2 separate regions of the Mus musculus genome follow, and region 1 is linked to region 2. The links are chromatin loops, found by intact Hi-C in ENCODE. Cell type or tissue: left cerebral cortex. All regions are shown on one strand. Each heading gives the region's core, and the rest is flanking DNA. Links, peaks and the distances in the headings are about the cores only.

Region 1 (6,243 bases), core at 1,522-4,021, 240 kb after region 2:
AGTAAGTGAACTTTTCCTTTTGAGTTCTGGGAAAAATACAGATTTATAAACCCGCCTCACCACAAAAAAGTGTTATTATTTTAATTCACTGGGATTTTAGGTTAGCAAACGGAACACAGACTCAGAACAGATGCACATATCAACTGATTTTATCTGAATAAAAACAGTTTTGTTTGTCAGTTGAACCCTAAATGTAAGCAGAATTGTTTTTAACAAAAAAGCATGCATACATACATCTTCCAGTAGTGATGTTCTGTTCCAAGACAGTTATATACAGTTGTAGGGTCAGTTGTGGGGCAGAGCCTAGGAAAGCCTGTATCACTGATGCCCGACTGAATGCAGAACGGTGGGTAATCAGCTTGCCCTTCTGCCTGGCCACCCTCTTTCTCCACCTCCTGTGAAAGGCCATCTTTTGGCATCTGTCATTTCTTAGTGATGCTCACATAAGGTTCTTCATTCTGGTCGGACTGACAGTAGATGCAAAAGACTCCACAACACCTAGAAACAAATCAACGAGTCAGAGACATTAATGACTGGCAGAATTTTTCCCTTTCTCTCCGTCATCTGGTTTTCACTTCACCTGATTCTCAAACCCTTGCCTGGCTATTATAAATCTCTGCAATCATTCACTCTCAGGATCAGTTCTAAGGAGCTGGTTTTCTGCAGCCCTCCAGTAGGCCAATAAGAACAGAGAACCAAGCAAAGTTAACACTGAAAGCTACCAAAGCTAAGAAAACTAGGGAGTGGGAAGTGCTTCACTGCTAGAGACCCTCAAAAATGCTTGGTTTTCTTCCCAAAACATTAACTGTGCAACTGTAGGTAAAGCACTTACCAGAACTTTTCCCTCAATCACAAAATAGAAAAAATACCTTGTCATCCTGCTGTGAAAGAGCACTAACAGGGGGTAATGCTGTTTGGTGTAAATGTTCCACAATTCTACATGAAACAAATGCCACAAAGGCCTTACAGTCCTTGGACTGACCTGCAGCACACTCTGCATCTAGGAAGGACTGGGTCTTATAGTCTTTTAGGCTGATGTAAGACTTTGTATCTTAGATAGCCTGAGCCTTACAGTCCTTAGACTGACCTACAGCTTACTCTGCAGCTCAGATGGACTGGGACTTACCGACCTTATACTGACCCGCAGCACACTCTGTAGCTAGGATATACTGGGTCTTACAGTCCTTGGACTGACCTGTAGTACACTCTGCAGCTAGAATGGACTGAGCTTACAGTTCTTAGACATATCTGCAGCACACTCTGCAACTCAGATGGACTGGGCCTTACTGTCCTTAGACTGACCTGCAGCACATTCTTTAGCTCTGATGGACTGGGCCTTACAGTGCTTAGACTGACCTGTAGCCCACTCTACAGCTAGGATGGACTGTGACTGGCAGTCCCTAGACTGACCTTCAGCACACACTGCAGCTTGAATGGAATGGGTCTTACAGTTTTTAGACTGATGTGCAGAACACTCTGCAGCTTGGATAGCCTGTGCCCTACAGTCCTTAGACTGACCTGCAACACACTCTTTAGCTACGATGGATTGGACCTTCCATGTTTTAGACTGTCATGCAGGACACACTGTGCCTCAGATGAACTGAGCCTTAAAGACATTAGACTGACCTGCAGCACACTCTGTAGCTAGGATGGATTGGGCCTTACAGTAATTAGTCTGACATGCAGCACACACTGGAGCTTGGATAGACTGGGCCTTACATTCCTTAGACTGACCTGCAGAACACTCTGTAGCTAGGATGGATTGGGCCTTACAGTAATTAGTCTGACATGCAGCACACACTGGAGCTTGGATAGACTGGGCCTTACATTCCTTAGACTGACCTGCAGAACACTCTGCCATTAGTATGGACTGTATTAGTATTACAACTCTTAGACTTACCTGTAGCACACTCTGCAGCTAGGATGACTGGGACTTACACTCTTTGGACTGACCTGCAGCACACACAGTAACTAGGATAGACTGTGCTATACAATCATTAGCCTGACATTCAGCACACTCTGCAGCTAGGATGGACTGGGCCTTAAAGTACTTTGACCTACAGCACATTCTGCAGCTTTAATATCCTGATCCTTAGAATCTTTAGTCTGACCTGCAGCACAGTCTGTAGCTAGGATAGACAGGGCCATACAGTAATTGGTCTCAACTGCAGCACAGAGTGCAGCTAAGATAGACTGGGCCTTACAGTCCTTATACTGACCTGCAGAACACTCTCCAACTAGGACAGACTGAGCTTACAGTCCTTAGACTTGCCTGAAGCACACTCTGCAGCCATGATGGACTGGGCCTTACAGTTCTTGGAATGACCAGCAAGACACTCTGCAGCTAGAATGGAATGAGCTTACAGTCCTTAGACTTACCTGCAGCACACTGTGCAGCTAGGATGGACTGGGCCTTACAGTCCTTAGACTGACCTGTATAAAATACTGCAGCTAGGATGGACTGGGCCTTACTGTCCTTTGCTGACCTGCAGCAAACTCTGCAGCTAGTATGGACTGGGACATATAGTCCTTAGACTGACCTATAACTATATATAGTTATATATATTTATATAGTTATATATATACACTACCAAGTATATACAACAAAATCATTAAAAATTATTCTCCTTAGGCAGTCGAGTTAAAGTTTTATTTTCTCCACTGTGCAGATATTTTCTGTTTCTCTATTATTATAACAACTGTTCTTTACTTGTGATATAAAAGTCAAACTTCTTAGAACTTTTAAAAGACCAAAAATAAACAACCAAAATGGTAGACTATGCTAAAAGCTGCTGAATTAAATGAACGAAGGAAATAAGGGTTTGTAGATGTCCCTCAACAGAGAAATGGATACAGAAAATGTGGTACATTTACACAATGGAGTACTACTCAGCTATTAAAAACACGATTTCATGAAATTCTTAGGCAAATGGATGGATCTGGAGGATATCATCCTGAGTGAGGAAACCCAGTCACAAAAGATCACACATGATATGTACTCACTGATAAGCAAATATTAGCCCAGAAACTTAGAATATGCAAGATACAGTTTGCAAAACACATGAAACTCAAGAAGAAGGAAGACTAAAATGTGGATAGTTTGTTCCTTCTTAGAATGGGCAACAAAATACCCATGGAAGGAGTTACAGAGACAAAGTTCAGAGCTGGGACAGAAGGAAGGACCATCCAGAGACTGCCCCACCCGGGGATCCATGCCATATACAACCACCAAACCCAGACAATAATGCATATATTAGAAAGATTTTGCTGACATGACCCTGATATAGCTGTCTCTTGCGAGGCTATGCCAGGGCCTGGCAAATACAGAATGGATTCTCATAGTCATCTATCGAATGGAACACAGGGCCCCTAGGGAGAAGCTAGAGAAAGTACCCAAGGAGCTAAAGGGGTCTGTAACCCTATAGGAGGAACAAAGATATGAACTAACCAGTACCCCAGAGCTCGTGTCTCTAGTTGCATATGTAGCAGAGGATGGCCTAGTCAACCATCAGTGTGAGGAGAGGCCCTTGGTCTTAGAAAGATCATATGCCCCAGTACAGGGGAATGCCAGGGCCAGGAAGTGGAAGTGGGAGGGTTGGGGAGCAGGGCGGGGGGAGGGTTAGGGGGCTTTGGGGATAGCATTTGAAATGTAAATGAAGAAATATCTCATAAAAATCATTTATAAAAAAGAATAATGTAATTCTATTGATGCTTGAGGAAACTATGTAAAACTGATCAGTTATAGAATTTTTGAACCAAAGTTCTGAGATCAACCATCCAAATGAAAAAAACTTTCCAGGAAAACAAAACTAATGGCACAGGTAGCCCTGAAGGTGGAGTTTCTCCCAATCCACTGCTTTTCTTAAGTGATAGATTTGTCCCCTTTCGCCCTTTGAGACAGGGTCTCTCTATGTAGGCCCTGGCTGGCACAGATCTCAGTATGTAAACCAGGCTGGCTTTAAACACACATCACGGGGCTGAGTATAATTTTAAGGGCCAGGAAAAATTATTCTGCTCCCTGATGGGAGAAGCTATAACGCCATAACGCAAAGGTTATGCATATAGTGAAAAGGGAAGGAATTGAGGTCATTGATGGCAGGCAATCCACCTACTCTATGGAAAATTACCTCCGAATGCATTACTAGGCAAGCCATCCAAGAAGCCAAGAAAAATACAAAACATAGTAATGGTGAACAATGTATATTGGTGTTTGGAACTTCTAGCTTCGAGAACTGTAAGAAATCCATTTTTTAAGCCACACTGTTTACAGTGTCCTGTTGTGGTAACACAGGAGAATGTCATAGTAAGAAAGGAGAGATCTCCAAAAAGAAACATTCTTGGAGTTTTGGGTCCAGAACAAGAGAGGAGGACTTCACAAAGAAGAGGAGGAAATGCTGGTGGAAAAGCCCTGGGGCATCAGGGCTTGGCAGTGATGGGAGATTCAAAACAAACCAAAAAGCAAACAAACCGACAAACAACAGTTGTTTGATGCCAAGAATTAAGTATTAAACGGGTTAGCAACTGACACCTGAGATTAGCAATAGGAAGTTATTAGTGACCTCACAAAGAGGTTTCACTAGGGAGCATGATGCTATATAGGTATGGAAGTCAGGGACTGAGACACTTCAGGTGGCCAAGACTGTGATAGGGAAGAGAGAGCCTGTCTGGCATGGAGAAAGAGTGTGCACATCCGAAGGATTTAATTTTTTTTTAAATGAAGTTTGTAAATGCTATGGAGGACAAAAGAAGGAGGCTGAACACAAAAGAGCTTGGCTAGTGTAAGGCTTCTGAGCACATGGAAAGAAGGAAATAAAAAGTCATCTACAGGAGGAGGCACCTGTTTGGGGAAAGCCAAGAAGGTGGGGCGGCAGATGCAGGAGGGTTTCCAGGGCTGCTGACAGGGGCAATGAGACTCTTCCTCTTTGTGGTCCCCATTTCCTTTGTGAAAGAAAGGGCAGGGTCATCTGTTGAAAGTTAAGTGGTGAGAAGACATTTCAGAAAATAGATGATAGCTTCCAATACTCTAGTTGCTGCTCAGAAGGGGAGATTTGACTGTAGAAACACAAAACGGCTTGCAGACTGAGTTAATGACCCACGTGTGCCTAGAGATCATAAATCAGTAGTAGCCATGTGCAAATGAAAATGAAGACAGTTGAGAGGATACCAGTCGGGGTTCATCTGACAGGCTGTTTATAAGTGAGCTGGGAGTGGTGGGTACAGTTACAGTGGGTCTTGCTATCTCAACACAATCCTGCATCTAGCCAGGGCCACAAGTTTCTCTGCTTATGTAATTCTATAGCCTTTCAGGTTGAATCAATATTAGCCATCATATGACATTACGCATAAATTGGTTGAACCCTGAACTAACCAACTCTGAGACCTTGGACAAACCTCTTTTTACCTTCTTTTACTCTACTTATCTAAAAAAATTTGGGGTTACTATGAACCTTGCTAAATTGATGGGAAGCTTAGAATTAAGAAAATTTTCTAGGTATGATCTGACTGGCCAATACTGACATGAAATCCTGATTTCCCGTGTTGTAGAAAGCACAAGTCAATGGTGAAATCCCACCCCAATTGTGCTACCACTTGAAGACTTGCCTCACTTTATTGGCTCATAGAGAAGTGTGCAATCAATTACAGCTACCTGGACTTTTTATAAAATTAATCTAAGGCAATAGTGTTGGAGTAATTGATGAAAGTATCTGTTCTGTCAAGGGTATGTAAATTAAAAATCCTCATAGACCTACAAAGCTTTGTAGGTTTGCCATACCAAAGTATGTCAGGCTGTGGGGTTTACATAACAAAAACTTAGGTCTCCTTGGTAAAAGTCTGAGATCAAGAGTTCAACTGATGCAGTTTCATTCTGAGGCCTCTCTCCTTGGATTTTTGATGATAATCTTCTCTGCCCCCACACCCATGGTATTTTCCTGTCCCAAACCCTTATTCCTTATCAAGACAATAACCATATTGCGTATCACCTATTTCTCATGTTTTCACACATATTAGAAACAGTCCCAAAGTTGGAAAGCAGAAGAGAACATGCAGAGCATTTCAGTAACATAACAAGGGATTGGTGGTCTTTGCAACAAAGCAATGAATCTCTGAAGGACCACTCACTGAGGGAAGAGGGATGTAAACGGTCTCTAGTAAAATTATTCTTTGAATGTTTTTTATTAGATATTTTCTTCATAAACATTTCAAATTTCAAATGCTATTCCGAAAGTTCCAGAAGCTGGAAAG
Region 2 (6,243 bases), core at 1,862-4,361:
ATGCTAGCTGCAGAGTGTGCTGTAGGTAAGTCAAAGTACTTTAAGGTCCAGTCCATCCTAGCTTCAGAGTGTGCTGCATGTCAGTATAAGCACTGTAAGGCCCAATCCATATGATAGGCAGAGTGTGTTGCAGGTCAGTCTAAAACCTGAAAGGTCAAGTATGCTGCAGGTCACTCTAAGGACAGTAAGGGTCAGGCTATCCAAGCTGCAGAGTGTGTTGCAGATCAGCCTAAAGACTGTAAGACACAGTGTTTTTTAGCTGCAGAGTGCTGCAGGTCAGTCTAGAGACTTTAAGTCCCAGTCCATGCTAGCTGCAGAGTGTGATTAAGGTCAGTCAAAGTACTGTAAGGCCCAGTCCATCCTAGCTGCAGAGTGCTCTGCAGGTCTATCTAAGGACTGTAAGTCACAGTCCATCGAAGCTTCAGAATGTTCTGCAGGTTAATCTAAGGAATTTAAATCCCAGTCCATCCTAGCTGTTAATTGTACTGCAGGTCAATATAAGAACTGTAAGACCCAGTCCATCCTAGCTGCAGAGTGTGCTTCAGGTTGCTCTAAGGATTTTAAGGCCCAGTCCAACCTAGCTAGAGAGTGTGCTGCTGGTCACTCTAAGAACAGTTAGGCATAGTACATCTGAGCTGCAGGGTATGTTGCCGGTCAGTCTAAGGATTTTAAAGATCAGACAATCCAAGCTGCAGTGTGTGCTGCATGTCAGTCTAAAGACTGTAAGACATAGTCTTTCCTAGCTGCAGAGCGTGCTGCAGGTCAGTCTAAGGACTGTAAAGCCCAGTCTATATAGCTAAGGAGTGTGCTGCAGTTCAGTCTAAGGACAGTAAGGCCCAGTCCATCCTAGCTACAGAGTGAGCTGCAGGTCAGTCTAAGTACTGTAAGGCCCAGTCTATCTGATCTGTAGAGTGTGTTCCAGGTCAGTCTTAGGACAGTAAGGCCCAGTCCATTGTAGATAAGGAGTGTGCTGCAGGTGAGTCCTTGTATGGTAAGGCCAGGTCCATCCCAGCTGCAGAGTCTGCTGCAGGTCAGTGAAAGGAGAGTAAAGCCCAGTCCATCCTAGCTGCAGTGTTTTCTGCAGTTCAGTCTATGGACTGTAATGCCCAGATGATCCTAGTTGCACTGTATTCCACAGATCAGTCTAAGGACTGCAGGTAAAGTCCATCCTAGCTGCAGAGTGTGCTGTAAGCAAGTCTAAGGAATATAAGCCAAGTACATCTTAGCCACACAGTGTTCTTCAGGTCAGTCTAAGGTCTGTAAGGCCAAGTCTATCATAGGTGCAGAGTGTGCTGCAGGTCAATCTAAGATGGTAAGGTTCAGGTGATCCAAGCTGCAGAGTGTGCTGCATGCAAATCAGTCTAAAGACTGTAAGACCCAGTCCTTCTTAGCCACAGAGTATTCTGCAGGTCAGTCTAAGGTCTGTAAGGCTCAGGCTATCTAAGCTGCAGAGTGTGTTTTACATCATTCTAAAGATTGTAAGACTCTTTCATAGCTACAGAGTTTGCTGCAGGTAAGACAAAGCACTTTAAGACCAAGTCTATCATAGCTGCATAGTGTACTGCAGGTCAGTCTATGAACTAGAAGGTCCAGTCCATCATAGCTAAAGAATGTGCTGCAGGTCAGACTAAGGACTGTAAAGCCCAGTCCTCCAAGCTGCAGGGTGTGCTGCAGGTCAGTCTAATGAATGTAAGGTCCAGTCCATCCTAGCTACAGAGTGTGCTGCAGGTCAGTCTAATGAATGTAAGGCCCAGGCCATCATAGTTACAGAGTGTGCTGCAGGACAGTCTAAGGACTGTAATGCCCAGTCAATTGTAGCTACAGAGTGTGCTGAAGGACAGTCTAAAAACTGCAAGGCTCAGTCCAGCCTAGCTACAGAGTGTGATGCAGGTCAGTCTAAGGACTGTAAGTCCCAGTCTATCCTAGCTGCAGAGTGTGCTGTAGGTCAGTCTAAAAACTATAATTCCTAGTCCATCCTAGATGCAGAGTGAGCTACAGGTTAGTCAAAGGACTGTAAGTCCCAGTACATCCTAGCTGCAGAGTGTACTGCATGTCAGTCTAAGAACTGTATGCTGTTTTTCATAGCTAAAGAATGTGCTGCAGGTCAGTCTAAGGACTATAAGGCCCAGTCTATTATAGCGGCAGTGAGTGCTGCAGGTAAGACTAATTACTGGAAGGCCAAGAACATCCTGCTACAGAGTTGCTGCAGATCAATCTTAGGACTGCAAGGCTCAGTCCATCCTAGCTGTAGAGTGTGCTGCAGGTAAGTCTAAGGTCTGTAAGCTCAGTCCATCCTAGCTGCAGAGTGTGCTGCATGTCAGTCTAAGGACCCTAAGGCCCACTGAATCCTAGCTGCAGTGTTCTGTAGGTCAATCTAAGGAGTGTAAGTTCCATGCCATCCTAAGTGCACAGTGCACTGCATGTAAGTCTAAGAACTGTAAGGCCCAGTCCATCATGGCTGCAGAGTGTGCTGCAAGGAAGTCTAAGGACTGTAAGCTCAGTAGATCCTACCTGCACGCATGTCAGTTTAAGGGCTGTAATGCCCAGTTAGTCCTAGCTACAAAGTGTGCTGCAGGTCCGTCTAAGGACTGTGAGCTTAGTCCATCCTAGTTGGAGAGTGATCAGCATGTCAGTCTAAGGACTGTAAGGCCCAGTCTATCCTAGCTGCAGAGAGTGCTGCAGGTCCGTCTAAGGATTGTGAGCTTAGTCCATCCTAGTTGGAGAGTGTTCGACAGGGCAGTGTAAGGACTGTAAGGCCCAGTCTATCCTAGCTGCACTCTGTGCTGTAGTTGAGACCAATTACTGTATGGCCCTGTCTATCCTAGCTACAGACTTGCTGCAGGTCAGACCAAGGCTCAGGATATAAAAGATGCAGTATGTGCTACGGGTCAGTAAAAGTACTTTATGGCCCAGTACATCCTAGCTGCAGAGTGTACTGCAGGTCAGTCCATATCTACCCTAGCTGCAGAGTGTACTACAGTTTAGTTTAAGAACTGTAAGTCCCAGTCCATTATAGCTAAAGAATATGCTACAGTACAGTCTAAGGACAGTTATGCCCAGTCCATCCTGGTTGCAGTGTCTTGCAAGTAAGTCTAAGGACATTCGCTCAGTAAATCCTAGCTTCACAGTGTTCTGCACGTCAGTCTAAGGACTGTAATGCCCGGTCCATCCTAGCTACAGAGTGTGCTGCAGAACAGACTAAAAACTGCAAGGCTCAGTCAAGCCTAGCTGCAGAGTGTACTGCAGGTCAGTCTAAGGAATGTAAGGCCCAGTTCATCCTAGCTCTAGAGTGTGATGCAGGTCAGTGTAAGGTCAGTAAAGCCCAGTCCATCTGAGCTGCAGGGTATGCTGCCAGTAAGTCTAAGAACTGTGATGCTCAGCCTATACAAGCTGCAAAATGTGCTGCATGTCAGTCTAAAGACAGTAAGACCCAGTCTTCCTAGCTGCAGAGTGTGCTGCAGGTCAAAGGACTGTAAGTCCTAATCCACCCTAGCTGCAGATTGTGCTGCAAGTCAGTCAAAGTACTTTAAAGCCCAGTCCATCCTAGCTGGAGAGTGTTCTGCATGTCAGTCTAAGGACTGTAAGATCCAGTCCTTTATAGCTAAAGAATGTGCTGCAGGTCAGTCTAAGGACAGTATGGCCCAGTCTATTTTAGCAGCAGTGTGTGCTGCAGGTCAGACTAATTACTATAAGGCCCAGTCCATCCTAGCTACAGAGTGTGCTACAGATCAATCTAAGGACTTCAAGGCTCAGTCCATCTGAGATGAAGAGTGTGCTGCAGGTCAGTCTAAATTCTGGGAGTTCGAATCCATCGTAACTAAAATGTGTACTGTAGGTCACTGTATGGACTGTAATGCCCAGACCATCCTAGTTGCAGTGTGTTCTACAGGTCTGTAGAATGATTATAGACACAGTCAATCCTAGCTGCAGAGTGTGCTGCAGGTAAGTCTAAGGACTATAAGCTCAGTACATCCTAGCTGCAGGCAGTGCTACAGGTCAAATTAATTACTGTAAGGCCTAGTCAATTCTAGATGCAGAGTGTGCTGCAGGTCAGTCTAAAGACTGTAAGACCCAGTCCTTTCTAGCTCCAGAGTGTGCTGCAGGTCAGTCAAAGTACTTTTAGGCCCAGTCCTTCGTAGCTGCAGTGTGTGCTGCAGGTAAGTCTAAGGACTGTAAGCTCAGTGGACTGTAAGACCAAGTCTATCCTAGGTGCACTGTGTGCTGCAGTTCAGAGCAATTACTGTATGACCCAGTCTATCCTAGCTACAGATTGTGCTACAGGTCAGCCTAAGGACTGTAAGGCCCAGTCCATCGTAGCTGCAGAGAGTGCTGCAGGTCAGACTAAAGATTGTATGGCACAGTCTATTCTAGTTACAGGGTATGCTGCAGGTCAGTCTAAGGACTGTAAGGCCCAGTCCATCCTAGCTAAAGACTGTGCTGCAATCCGTCTAAGGACTGTAAGGCCCAGTCCATCTGAGCTGCAGAGTGTGCTACAGGTCAGTCTAAGAACTGTAAGCTCAGTACATCCTAGCAGCAGAGTGTTCTGCAGGTCAGTCTAAGGATTATAAGGCCAAGTCTATCCAAGCTGCAGTGTGTGTTGCAGATCAGACTAATTACTGTAAGGCCCAATCCATTCTTGCTACAGGGAGTGCTGCGGGTCAGCATAAGGTCTACAATGCCTAGTCCATGTGTGATGCAGTGTGTCCTGCAGACCAGTCTAAAACCTGGAAGGTCCAATCCATCGTAGCTAAAGAGTATGCTGCAGGTAAGTCTATGGATGGTAAGGCCCAGTCTATCCTAGCTGCAGAGTTTGGTGCAGGTCAGCAAAGGACAGTAAGGCCCAGTCCATCCTAGCTGCAGTATTTTATACAGGTCAGTCTAAGGACTGTAAGGCCCAGTCCATCCTAGCTGCACAGTGTGCTGCAGGTAAGTCTAAGGACTGTAAGTTCATTCCATTCTAGCTGCAGAGTGTCCTGCTGGTCACTCCAAGAACTGTAAGGCCCAGTCCATCATGGCTGCAAAGTGGTGTTGCAAGGAAGTCTAAGGACTGTAAGCTCAGTAAATCCTAGCTGCACAGTGTTCTGCATGTCAGTTTAAGGACTGTAATGCCCAGTTAATCCTAGCTGCAGAGTGTGCTGCAAGTCAGTCTAAGGGCTTTAATGCCCAGTCCATCCTAGCTGCAGATGGGTCGCGGTTCAGTCTAATATTTGTAAGGCTCATTCCAACCTAGCTGCAGAGTGTGCTGCACATCAGTCTAAAAACTGTAAGACCCATTCCATTCTAGCTCCAGTCCGTGTTTCATGCCAGTCTAAAGACTGTAAGTCCCAGTCCATCCTAGTTGCACAGTATGATCCAGGTCAGTCAAAGTAGTTTAAGGCAAAATCCATCCTAGCTGCATAGTGTACTGCAGGTCAATCTATGAACTGGAAGGCCCAGTCCATCATAGCTAAAGAATGTGCTGCAGATCAGACTAAGGACATTTAGGCCCAGTCCATCCAACCTGCAGTGTGTGTTGCAGGTCAGTCTAAGGACAGTAAGGCACAGTCTTTCCTAGCTACAGTGTGTGCTGCAAGTCAGTATAAGGACTGTAAGGCCCAGGCCATCCTAGCTATAGAGTGTGCTGCAGGACAGTCTGAGGACTGTAGTGCCCGGTCTGTCCTAGCTACAGAGTATGTTGCAGGACCATCTAAAAACTGCAAGGCTCATTCCAGCCTAGCTACAGAGTGTGCTGCAGGTCAGTCCAAGGACTGCAAGGCCCAGTCCATCCTAGCTACAGAGTGTGATGCATGTCAGTCTAAGGAGAGTAAAGCCCAGTCCATCTGAGCTGCAGAGTGTGTTGCCAGTAAGTCTAAGGACTGTGACGCTCAGGCTATACAAGCTACAAAGTGTGCTGCACATCAGTCTAAAGACTGTAAGACCCAGTCTTCCTAGCTGCAGAGTGTGCTGCAGGTCAGTCTAATGTCTACAAGACTCAGTCTATCTGAGGTGGAGTGTGTCCTGCATGTCAGTCTAAAACTTGGAAGGTCCAATCCATCATAGATAAAGAGTGTGCTGCAGGTCAGTCTACAGACAGTAAGCCCCAGTCCATCCTAGCCACAGAGTGTGCTGAAGTTCAGCAAAGGACAACAGGGCCCAGTCCATCCTAGCTTCAGTGTTTTTTGCATGTCAGTCAATGGACTGTAATGTAGAGTACATCCTAGTTTCAGTGTATTCTACAGGTCAGTCTAAGAAATGTAGGCACAG

The links. Peaks named below come from ENCODE experiments on the same cell type or tissue, not always from the same donor. Only the 100,000 strongest peaks of a DNase experiment are listed, where the experiment ranks them.
Region 1: a loop joins it to region 2, with 17 times the contacts of the local background. A loop is called at or near these places in 2 of 42 quality-filtered maps.

What each region holds. Positions count from the first base shown.
Region 1 is chrX:9,338,291-9,344,533 of GRCm38, reverse strand. No RefSeq gene overlaps it. Among named protein-coding and RNA genes, the nearest start is that of H2al1k, 9.2 kb to the left of the region's middle. In left cerebral cortex, for the core only: no CTCF peak of the experiment used is centred there; no DNase peak of the experiment used is centred there.
Region 2 is chrX:9,577,365-9,583,607 of GRCm38, reverse strand. No RefSeq gene overlaps it. Among named protein-coding and RNA genes, the nearest start is that of H2al1o, 8.1 kb to the right of the region's middle. In left cerebral cortex, for the core only: no CTCF peak of the experiment used is centred there; no DNase peak of the experiment used is centred there.